Regions from separate parts of the Homo sapiens genome. Here region 2 is linked to region 1. The links are chromatin contacts, found by Hi-C or POLR2A ChIA-PET in ENCODE. All regions are on one chromosome and are shown on one strand. Each heading gives the region's core, a stretch centred on a gene start or an enhancer-like site at or near the end of the contact. The rest is flanking DNA. Distances are from core to core; before and after follow the strand shown.

Evidence for each region. Hi-C counts contacts between places; a loop is a spot of excess contacts on that map. ChIA-PET counts read pairs that join two places held with the same protein, here RNA polymerase II (POLR2A). Pooled maps may share reads with other maps.
Region 2: a loop to region 1 is called in a map of naive thymus-derived CD4-positive, alpha-beta T cell, with 2.2 times the contacts of the local background. The contact joins the enhancer-like site here to the promoter of LINC01934 in region 1. A Hi-C loop is called at or near these places in 1 of 168 maps with a recorded cell type or tissue (naive thymus-derived CD4-positive, alpha-beta T cell) and 5 of 50 pooled maps. POLR2A ChIA-PET finds 5 or more read pairs at or near these places in 2 of 52 experiments (CD4-positive, alpha-beta T cell and activated naive CD4-positive, alpha-beta T cell).

Annotation. Positions count from the first base shown.
Region 1 is chr2:181,122,316-181,127,352 of GRCh38, forward strand. It overlaps LINC01934 (long intergenic non-protein coding RNA 1934), which reads left to right and starts at 1,522. Exons shown (of 5, transcript NR_130784.1): 1 at 1,522-1,665. RefSeq lists an enhancer at 1,789-1,888.
Region 2 is chr2:181,272,124-181,277,400 of GRCh38, forward strand. The region is part of intron 3 of LINC01934 (long intergenic non-protein coding RNA 1934); the gene reads left to right. Among named protein-coding and RNA genes, the nearest start is that of MIR4437, 31 kb to the right of the region's middle. Within about 2 kb of position 3,573, at least 4 of the 41 ENCODE cell types and tissues checked have a DNase peak (open chromatin) inside an H3K27ac peak, as active enhancers do; they include CD4-positive, alpha-beta T cell, where a contact is called at or near this core.

The DNA of each region.
Region 1 (5,037 bases), core at 272-2,771:
TGATACATAAAAATATAGTTTCCTCAAAAGAGATTAGTATTTTATAATCTAGTTCAGCTTCATGTGTTAGCACTTAGTCTGAATATTTGCCATTGTGAAAATATGCAATATCTATGTATTTTTCAGACATGAGCCAAAGTATTGAAGTGCTTCATACTTAATTGTTCTTCAAAGTGTTCAATCTTTAACCAAAATATTTCTCAAGAAGTATTTCATGGATATACTTGTTATTTATTTTTGTTCTCTGAAAGAAATGCCTCCTGATGTTAAAAATCATTTTGCTAATATCTCAGTCTTATTCCTTTTTAGAGTCCTCTACACTCTATCAATATAGAACTAGCTACAGTTACCAGAAAGTGCTATATTGTTTTGTGCCTCTGGATCTTTGAATATGCTAGACTCCCAGCTGGGAATGCACTTCCTTGCATGAAAAATGACCACACAATATTCTTTACCACAGTTCAAGAATCAACTCCTTTGATCAGCTCTTTTACGCTAATTAGAATGCCCGTTTCCCCACTTGAGGCCCAATGTATTCTATATAAATTCCTATTGTTGTAATTCTCACATAATATTCATAATTATTTGTCCAGTTTTCTTTTCCCATCTTGTGATTTCCCATAAAATCATAAGATTTTATGAACTTATTGAGGACAGAGATTATGTCTTATTTGTGGTTATATCCTCAGGGCACAAAAAAGAGAAACTCAATATATGTTCAGTAAATTCATTGAATGAATAAATGAATCAATGAACAAACAAGCAAATGCCATATGCATGCATATATTCAACTCCTAGGAACACATTTTACTGGTATTTTATATCTTATATTTATTTATAATATATAAATATTTTATATATTATATATAAATAAATACAAATATTTATTTATATATAATATATAATATAATATATTTATTTATATATAATATATAATTTATAATTATATAAATATATAATATATTTATATATAATATATAATTTTATTATATATTAATTATATATATAATAAATATATATAATATATAATTTTATTATATATTAATTATATATATAATAAATATATATAATATATAATAATATTATATACATTATATATAAATATAAATATTTATATAATATATAATATAATATATTTATTTATATATAAATATATAATATATAATTATATAAATATATAATATATTTATATATAACATATAATATAATATAATAAATATATAAATAAATATAAGATAATAAATATAAGATAAGACCCTTTTCTGAAGATACTTCTAAGAAGTATCAGCAATACATTCTATGGGATGCGTATAATGGTTCCTGGATAATATAAAGAAAGAAGGCTTTCCTTTCTCAAAAAGGCAGTCTGTTATAAAAGTCTTTGTAAGTTGAAAACATTTTTTTTGAAAAGCAGAACCCTGTAGTTAAAGAAAATTCAGCAGCCTAAATTCTTTACTACATGTGTGGGTATAGTGAAAACATTTAGCTATCTGATATTACACTATCGTTGACTTCTCAGTTTTAGTATTCAGAGAATGACCTGAACTTAGCTGTGTTAAGTTGCCTGCTCCACAGGAAACCACCTCTGTAACTGTTGCTTGCTGCTTTCTCTTTAGGCAACACCCAAAGCCACTGTCAGATGTCATGGAGATGAGACCTCACAAGGTAAGTGCAAAGAAAACAGGAACAAATACATTTTCAAACAGAACTTGGTGAAAACATTGGCCCAAGAATGATAGGAAGCACCGCCTTTTGGGGATCCCTATTTGGGCTGTGGAAGGGACATATAGCCCTGTTTTATATGGAATCATATATGGTGTGAGGGAAATGAGTCAGATCCTGGGTTCCCAAGTGGCCTATCTGAGACAGAAGCAGGTTATGTTGTCTAGACAAAAGGAAATGCTTTGTTTTTTGAGGGAATGTTATCAGAATTTTAAAAGCCAAATGATGGCTAGAGAATATAACTAAAATTTTATTGACACTTTGTTTTTTAGAAGGCTTTTTCCCTCTTTCTTTTTGTTTCATTCTAACAGTCTATCTTTTTGCCCAAGATGCAAATTGAAACTTAATTAAATCCATGATTCCAAAGAGATATAGGCCTTATTACACAGCAGGCATTCTCTGGCTTTTCTTCACATCTGGAGTTTTAAACTTTGGGGTATTAATATCATGTCTAAGATTTCTTGTAGTCTTGGTTTGCTAAATAGAGGATACATGGCTATTTTAAATGAGGGTTTCATAATCACCCAAAAATGCTACAAATTTCAACGTGAAATAGCTTTTTCCTACATTGTAAATATTAGATGATTAAGCATTCCTTATGCCTTTTGCATGAAAAGGCAACATAGACTTTATTAGATATCTGCGGTTCTCATTCTTTGAGTATTTGCCTCCCTATTGACCTTCAGGCCTTTTGTGCTTCTTTAAAGCCGTTTCCATCCCCCCTACTTCCTCCTTCACAGAATGTAAGATGTCAGTGGAAGAAGATGAAACCAGAGGTTTTAAGAAAAGATTGGACAATAATAACTAAAACAAGTTCCTTTAGCTTTTATTTTTACCCATTTTATGTATTTTTATTGATATAAATTGCTTTATTATGATTATAGTTGAAAGTCAACATTTTGGCATATTAAAAAGACCATTTCCTTCCAACCTAGAAAATTCTATCTCATGATGATACATGTTAGGCCTCTTAGCAACTTATTCTGTCCTATAGCTGTGTGTGGCCACTGCCAATTTGTAGTCCCCAGTTCTAGTCCTGTCAACTATTTCTCCAGAGGTAACTGGACCAGAGATTATACCAGAATTTTATTTTATTTTTCTCAGATGGAGATTTTTTTTCACTGTGAAACTGTCTGGTTTCCCACTGATGGGTCTAATATACAGAGCTTTCTGGGTTTGACAGATGTGATAAACTAACAAGAATATTTGCATTTGTGTAGCTTTTATATACAGATATTTCACTCTCCTAATACTTTTTCAAGTTATAGATAAATGTTTTTTAAAAGCAAACTGAAACGGCTGACAAACAGCTGCTGCATAGACTTTGGAACCTGGCTGCCTATGTTTGTAGACTGCTCATAGAAATGTGAGTTCTGATAGCCTTTTTGGAGATGAATCTAGCAATATATGTGGATATTTATTGTGGCATTTGCTGAAGTTCCTTCTATAGCCTACCAGGCACTGCATCACCTGGACCTTGGGCAAGATATATGTCTGGTCCCTTTTCCTGCCCTTCTGTCACTCTGCATTTACTGTAGTGGCATTCACAAGTGTTCCCAGTCTCGCTGAGTATCTCTCCCTCAGAACTCGGGTGCTTGCTGCTTGCTGTTCCTTCTGACTGGATTGCTCCTCTCTTAACAGGCCTCATGGCTTACTCCCTCAAGTCATTCAGGTTTCTGATCAAATACCTCCTCAGAGAGCTCTTCCCTGGCTACCCCATTTAAAGTAATAAGAAATTTCCTGTAACTTTGTATCCCCTTGTTTAGCTTCATAAAAATATAACATTATGTTACATATTAAATTAGTGCCTGTCCCCTCCACTAGAATGGATTCTTTAGGAAAGTGGGAACTTTGTTTTGTTCATTGCTCTATTCCTGGAGTTGAACAGGCGCATAGAGTGTATTAAGACTTGTTGCATGAATAATTTGTGGTAGCAAATGAACGAAAAGATAAAGCAAATAGAATATCCTTTGGTAAGAGAATGGTTAGATAAATTGTGGCATATCAATAATATGATGAAGTCATCAAGAAGAATAGAATTAGATCAATGTCATCCAGGGAGTTTCAAAGTTTATTATTAAGGAAGAAGTGGAGGTGCAGAAAAGTTTGTATAATAGGACCCTGAGCAGTGATCTACATATATATGTATCTATCCATCTATTTAATCTATCTATCATCACATAAGAATGATTCATATAGTAGGATATTCACCAGGTCATAAGCATTAGCTTTGTAGGGAAATTGTGCAGTGTGATTTTGTTGAACAGGGTATGGAAACGGAGACTAGAGGGCTCAAAGTTGGCTGAAATATGTAAAATGATTGCCAATTTGGGATACAGCTTCACTTGCTTTTGCTAAATACACTTCAGAGCAACTTCAGTCATATCTTTCTCCCCTTGCCACCCACACTGTGACTTAGTGTCAAACTCTGACCCATGGTTGCTGTCTTGGCCTCCCTTAATTACTCTCCTTCGGAATTCCGTGTTGGTGCTCAGTGCTTCCATGCTGAAGTACAAGTTCCAGGCAGTCAACTTGTCTTGTCTTTGACTACTACTTAGAACCTCTTTGCATTCCTTGAAAAAAGGCATTTGTCTCTTACTGATGTGTTTTGCTCGTGTTTCTCATGCAATGAGTCCTTGATGTTCTTACAGCTGTTGCTGATCACTTTTTGGGGGGTTTTGAGGAAAAACTATGAAATTGATTCTAGACAATTTAGGCTTTTGTGGTTCACTGGGGCCCATAAAACTACTGAGCTGGGGAAGTGTGATTGGGAGAATAATGATATTTATTCAACGATAATGTGCTTCACATACATAAAGAGAACTCTGCACAGCCCCCGATAGAAAGTTACGGAAACATTCTCAAGTTAGAAACAGTAAATGTTTTGAAAATAAAGTGGCACTGTCTTAGAAATGCAAGAAGGCAGAAGCAAAATATTAGATTTGATAATTAAGAATATAATTAATGATGAGAAACCCCATATTTTAGAGTAAGACTATATCCCATTTATCATGGCTTTCAGTCATTTGAAAATTTATGTTCGTTAGTTTGATTGTATTTTCCACCAGCTCTAAGGAGGAGCTGGAAGGGTGTGTACTTTTTTCATTAACATTGGATTGCAATATTCAGGCACCTATCTGTTCTTACTTTAAACAGAATAATTTAGGAATGTTAGTTCTAAACTCAAGCTGAGACAAGATAAAGATTTTGTAGTGATTTTCATTTGAGAAGATACAAAAGTTTTGCTAATTCACAAGTGTGTTACTTATATCCTTATAGGGTTTCCAGCTTATTACTGTTTTAAAGATGAACATC
Region 2 (5,277 bases), core at 2,323-4,822, 150 kb after region 1:
TGGTGATGTGTGCCTGTAATCCCAACTACTTGGGAGTCTGAGGCAGGAGAATCACTAGAACCCAGGAGATGGAGGTTACAGTGAGCCAAGATCGCACCATTGCACTCTAGGCTGGGCAACAAGAGCGAAACTCTGTCTCAGAAAAACAAAAAAGAAAAGAAAAGAAATCTGCTTAGCAGCTGAAAATCTGAGGGCAGAAGAAAGGAAAAATACAGTCATGTGCTGCATATCAATGTTTCGGTCAACAACGAACTGCATATACAATGGCAGTCCCCTAAGATTATAATGGAGCTGAAACATTTCTATCACTAGGGACATGGTAGCCTCATAGTACAACACATTACTCAAGTGTTTGTGGTGATGCTAGTGTAAACAAACTTATTGCCATACCAGTAGTATAAAAGTCTAGCACATTTAATTATGCATAGTATATAATACTTAATAATGATAATAAAATGTTAGGTTGTTGGCTTATGCATTTATTATGCTTTTTATCATTATTAGCATGTACTGCTTTTATTTATTTAAAAATAGTTAACTGTAAAACAGCCTCAGGCAGGTCCTTCAGGAGGCATTCCAGAAGAAGAAGGCATTGTTATCATAGGAGATGACAGCTCCATGCATGTTATTGCTCCTGAAGACCTTCCAGGGGGACAAGAGGTGGAGGTGGAAGATAGTGATATTGATGATCCTGACCCCATGTAGGCCTAGGCTAACGTGTTTGTTTTTGTCTTCATTTTAAATGAAAAGTTTAAAAGTATAAAGATGAAATTTTAAAAATTGAAAGAAGCTTATAGAAAAGATATAAATAAAATATTTTTGTATACCTATACAATGTGTTTTGTTTTAAGTTATGTTATTACAAAAGAGTCAAAAGGTTTTAAAAATTACAGTTTATTTAAAACTTAGGGTAAGCTGAGGTTCATTTATTAGTGAAGAAAGTTTTTAAAAATAATGTAGTGTAGCCTAAGTGCACAGTGTTTATTAGGTCTACAGTAGTGTACAGTAATATCCTAGGCTTTTACATTCACTCATCACTCACTCTCTCACTCACCCAAAACAACTTCTAGTCCTGCAGGCTGCATTCAGGGGTAAGTGTCCTATGCAGGCATACCATTTTTAAATCTTTCATATCATATTTTCACTGTACCTCTTCAATATTTAGCTATATTTAGATACATAAATACTTACCATTGTGTTAAAATTGCCTACATTATTCAATACAGTAACATGCTGGACAAGTTTGCAGCCAAAGGAGCAATAGGCTATACTGCATAGTCTAGGTGTATATAGGCCATATCATCTAGGTTTGTCTAAGAATACTCTATGATATTTGCACAATGATGAAGTCACCTAACAATGCATTTCTCAGAACATATCCCCATGGCTGCCTGACTGTATGTGAAAAAAAAAATGATTCAGTAAAATTTTTTAGAATATACTGTTCTCTTTTGTCCCCACCTATGATATTTTACTATGAAGTTTTCATCTTCTAATGCAGCATATCAGTAACAGCCTCTCAACCCATTTTCCCTCTTTCTTACCTTTTTGGGAGTCACAGGCTTCGGCTGGATGGAGTTCAGGGAGACAGAGCTCTGGCCAACCCCCAAAGCAGAACCTATGCAGGAGGGTATGGTGTCCACATTGCCTCATCCGAGGCAAAACTACAGCTATGTCAGGAGGGCATGGTAACACCTCAGTAATACGTTATATCTTCCTCACCACCTTGCTAAAGAGAAGCCAGTTTTAGACACAGTGATATGTAAGTGCTTCTTTTTTATAATTTGGTGAGGATCACCTTACTAAAGTGAGGATTTACTCACTTTGGCAATGTAACACGTTTATTAATTTTTTAAGCACAGAAAACTAATTTAAAAAATTTTCTTACCTTTAAGAATACAGATCAAGGTTTCAAAAACATTTTCAGTTGGAAATCTTTGGGTAGGAAAACTGCAGTAATGAGCAAAAGGGATAAAAAGGTAAAACATGTGCAAAACAGATGTTGCACCTAATTTCATGCCAGAACAAATTAAAAATCAGAATCTTGCTTTGTGATTTAGACGATGGACAATCTATACAGATGTGTGTAGGCTGAAAAAAATTCTCCTTGTGAAACTGGACATTTTTAAATTATGAGAACCTACTTTCTAAAAGCAACTGGGATCAATTACTAAAACAGAAATCTCTTCTTTTGTTTGGAGATTGTCAACAGTATCCAAACCTTGACATTAGATCAGCACCACATGGAATGAAAATAATTTTGAGGTTCATGCATCAAATGTAAAAACATGATTTAAAAATTTGAGAACATTTTCATAAAGAGTAAGATCCATATAATATGTGGTAATTTAAAATGTATTAAAACACACGAATTGGGCATCAATTAAGTTAGAAAGAACTGTGTTAGAACACCAGGCAGGTGGTCAAAATGGTAATGAAAAGAAATAAAAACACAGACAGTATGGAAGAGGCAGCCTGTAAACACCAAAACGGTGTCAGAGTCACAGAGTCACTGCCTGGTAGAGATGCTTGCAGGTTTTTTTTTTAATGTAATTTAAGTATTTCCACCCCCACGAGGAGATTTTAATGTAGTTATGATACATTTGAATTAATATCTTAGAGATTTCAAGTATCTTCTTCATAACGATCATCATTAGTCAAGAATAGAAGTTTTTAGATTTGAGGTCTATTTGCTTTCCAGAGGATCTGTAGATGGCTACAGAGGGTCTCTGACTCCTTTACAATTGTATGAAATCATCTATATATATATATATATATATATATATATATATATATATATATATATATATAGAGAGAGAGAGAGAGAGAGAGAGAGAGAGAGAGAGAGAGAGTACATAACTTTCATACATTCTTATGAGGATTCCATGACTTCTCAAACATTAAGAAACTATTGGAAAAAGCAGAGCTCTACTAACAGGAGACATGTCGATTTATCTTACATAAAAATGACCCGTACAACCCAGGAAAGCTTTGCAAACAGCCAAAATGTAAAACAAATTAAATGTTGTGTTTATCCCTTCAGAATAGTGCAGCACAACAACTCCAGTCATACAGTTTTTATTTACATGAATATTTTAGAAATCCAGCTATTTGTCATTAGACACTCTCTCTTTATAATTTGAAAAATTTCAAGAGCCATGGGAACTAACCATAGGTTATATTATGTTGTATATTACTGGCAAGTACTCAATAAAGAGCTGGCAAGAGACAGTAAATGAAAAATAAATATGTGGCTCAATCTGGTCAAGGGAAAATAACACAGATAACAAGGAGGGATTAGGTCAAGCCCATATTGTGGGTTGTAAAGCACCTGATTTCATGTAATTCAACTTATCAATATTCATGAGCACTTATGGTATGCAAAACACTGTGTTTCTGGTGCGAAAAAAAAACTAAACTTGAAACTTAGTAATGTTATAATTTTTCTTGTTTTAACCCAAGAATAATTTGTCAAATCAATGAGGAAGTTATGATTTGGGCTTTGTTGGTTTTTCACCAATAAGAGGATGATAGCAAGCAAGAACCACAGTGTGGTGGATATACATGATGTTGAGTTAACTAAGCTGGAAGGGTATTTCCCTCTATTCTTTGCCTGCGTACTTCTGGGTTAATGTAAGGTGCAAGAGACACAGTGCATAAGATGTGCACTAACCCTAACCCTAACCCTAACCCTAACCCTAACCCTAACCCTAACCCTAACCCTAACCCTAACCCGGGTTAATGTGAGGTGCAAGAGACACAGTGCATAAGATGTGGTAGGTGGAAGTGAAGTAGAAAGCATATTCTTTTATGCTGGGAAGGTCACTTGAGGGCACTGCTCTGTTTGCAGCCCTCTAGTGTTGCTGTTTGTCTGAGGGCTCACCTTATTGGTGCTGAGCAGTGGCGGGCCTGCAGCTCCTCCAGCTCCTGGCAAGGCCTGCAGCTTCTGATTCCCAAGTAAGGTGCATGTTGAGCTCTGTGATAATAAGCTCCAGCTTTTTCCACACTAGTTTATTAAAATTTATAATGCAGAAGGCATTTTTAAGTAGTTTGCTGCTTGTCTGAGCTTAGGGAGTAATCAGAAATAACACAAACTCTTATGAATCAGTTGCAGTTTCCATCACAGAACAGTCACAGCATTGGAGAAGTTGGAGGTCATGAGAAGCTGGCCTCAGAACCAGTTTATCCTTGTCTTCCCCTCTCCATTGAGGTCCATCTTTCCTTACCGCTGCCTACCCATTTTTTTTTTCTATGTCACTCATAATGGTTCTTTTCTAATTGATGTCATATACCAATGTATACCCAAATAACCTGACAGATATACATAGAAAAAGGATTTTAAATTAGGGGATCAATTGTTGATGTCAGAAGCAATATTTTTGCACTTTTTCAAACTCAATGCAACCTAAATCGTTCCCATGCTGGTGTATTAAAATTTGTAATGCAAAAAAGCATTTTTAAGTAGTTTTGTACTCTCAGGGGCATAATAAATTATCAGAAATAACAAAAACTCTTATAAATCAATTGTAGTTTCCATCACTTTACATAATATATTCTTTCTAATAACAACTAGTAGAGCAAAAACGTACTTTCTGCAGAAAAAGTAGAGAAAGGGAAAATCCAGGATCTCACTGAACTCATTCTTTGGCTTCTTTTTATTTCTGGAATTTGACTAGAAAGAATATTGATCTTTTACAGTGAAAAAAAAAAAAAAAAGAAAAGAAAAAGAAAAAGAAAAAAAATCACATCACATTTTAAATGTATTTGGTGCCAAGCTATCATTTATGGAAATAGATAACTGTTTCATAGTTAGTGGAAGCCGCTTACCTACTTTTGCAAATAGTAGTAGTAGTTACTAGATACCACATTGGCCCAGTAAAAGAGAGTTTAGGGAAAGAATCCTGGACTGATTTGAGAGTCATTAGGTCTTATAGAAAGATATCTTACAAGAAAAAATCATCAACTCAAATTAGATTGAATTAAAGAGGAGAATTTATTGGGATGCATAATTTTTAAAATACAACCCAAGAGTAGAGATATAGCTCTTTATCTTTCTTTTTCTGTCTGAATCCCCACCCTCATCTTTGTCTCTCTCGCTCCTCTCTCTCTTACTCTCCCTGTCTCCTATCCACCCCTTTCTCCCTTTTTACCCCTCTCCTTCTCTGTTTCCCTCCCTTCCTCTATCTTTCTCTTGATAGTTCAGGGTGCATGTGGCACCCACTCCTAGCTTACATAGCCTTCCAGCTTGAGTGCCACTGACCAACTAGCTAGTGTCTC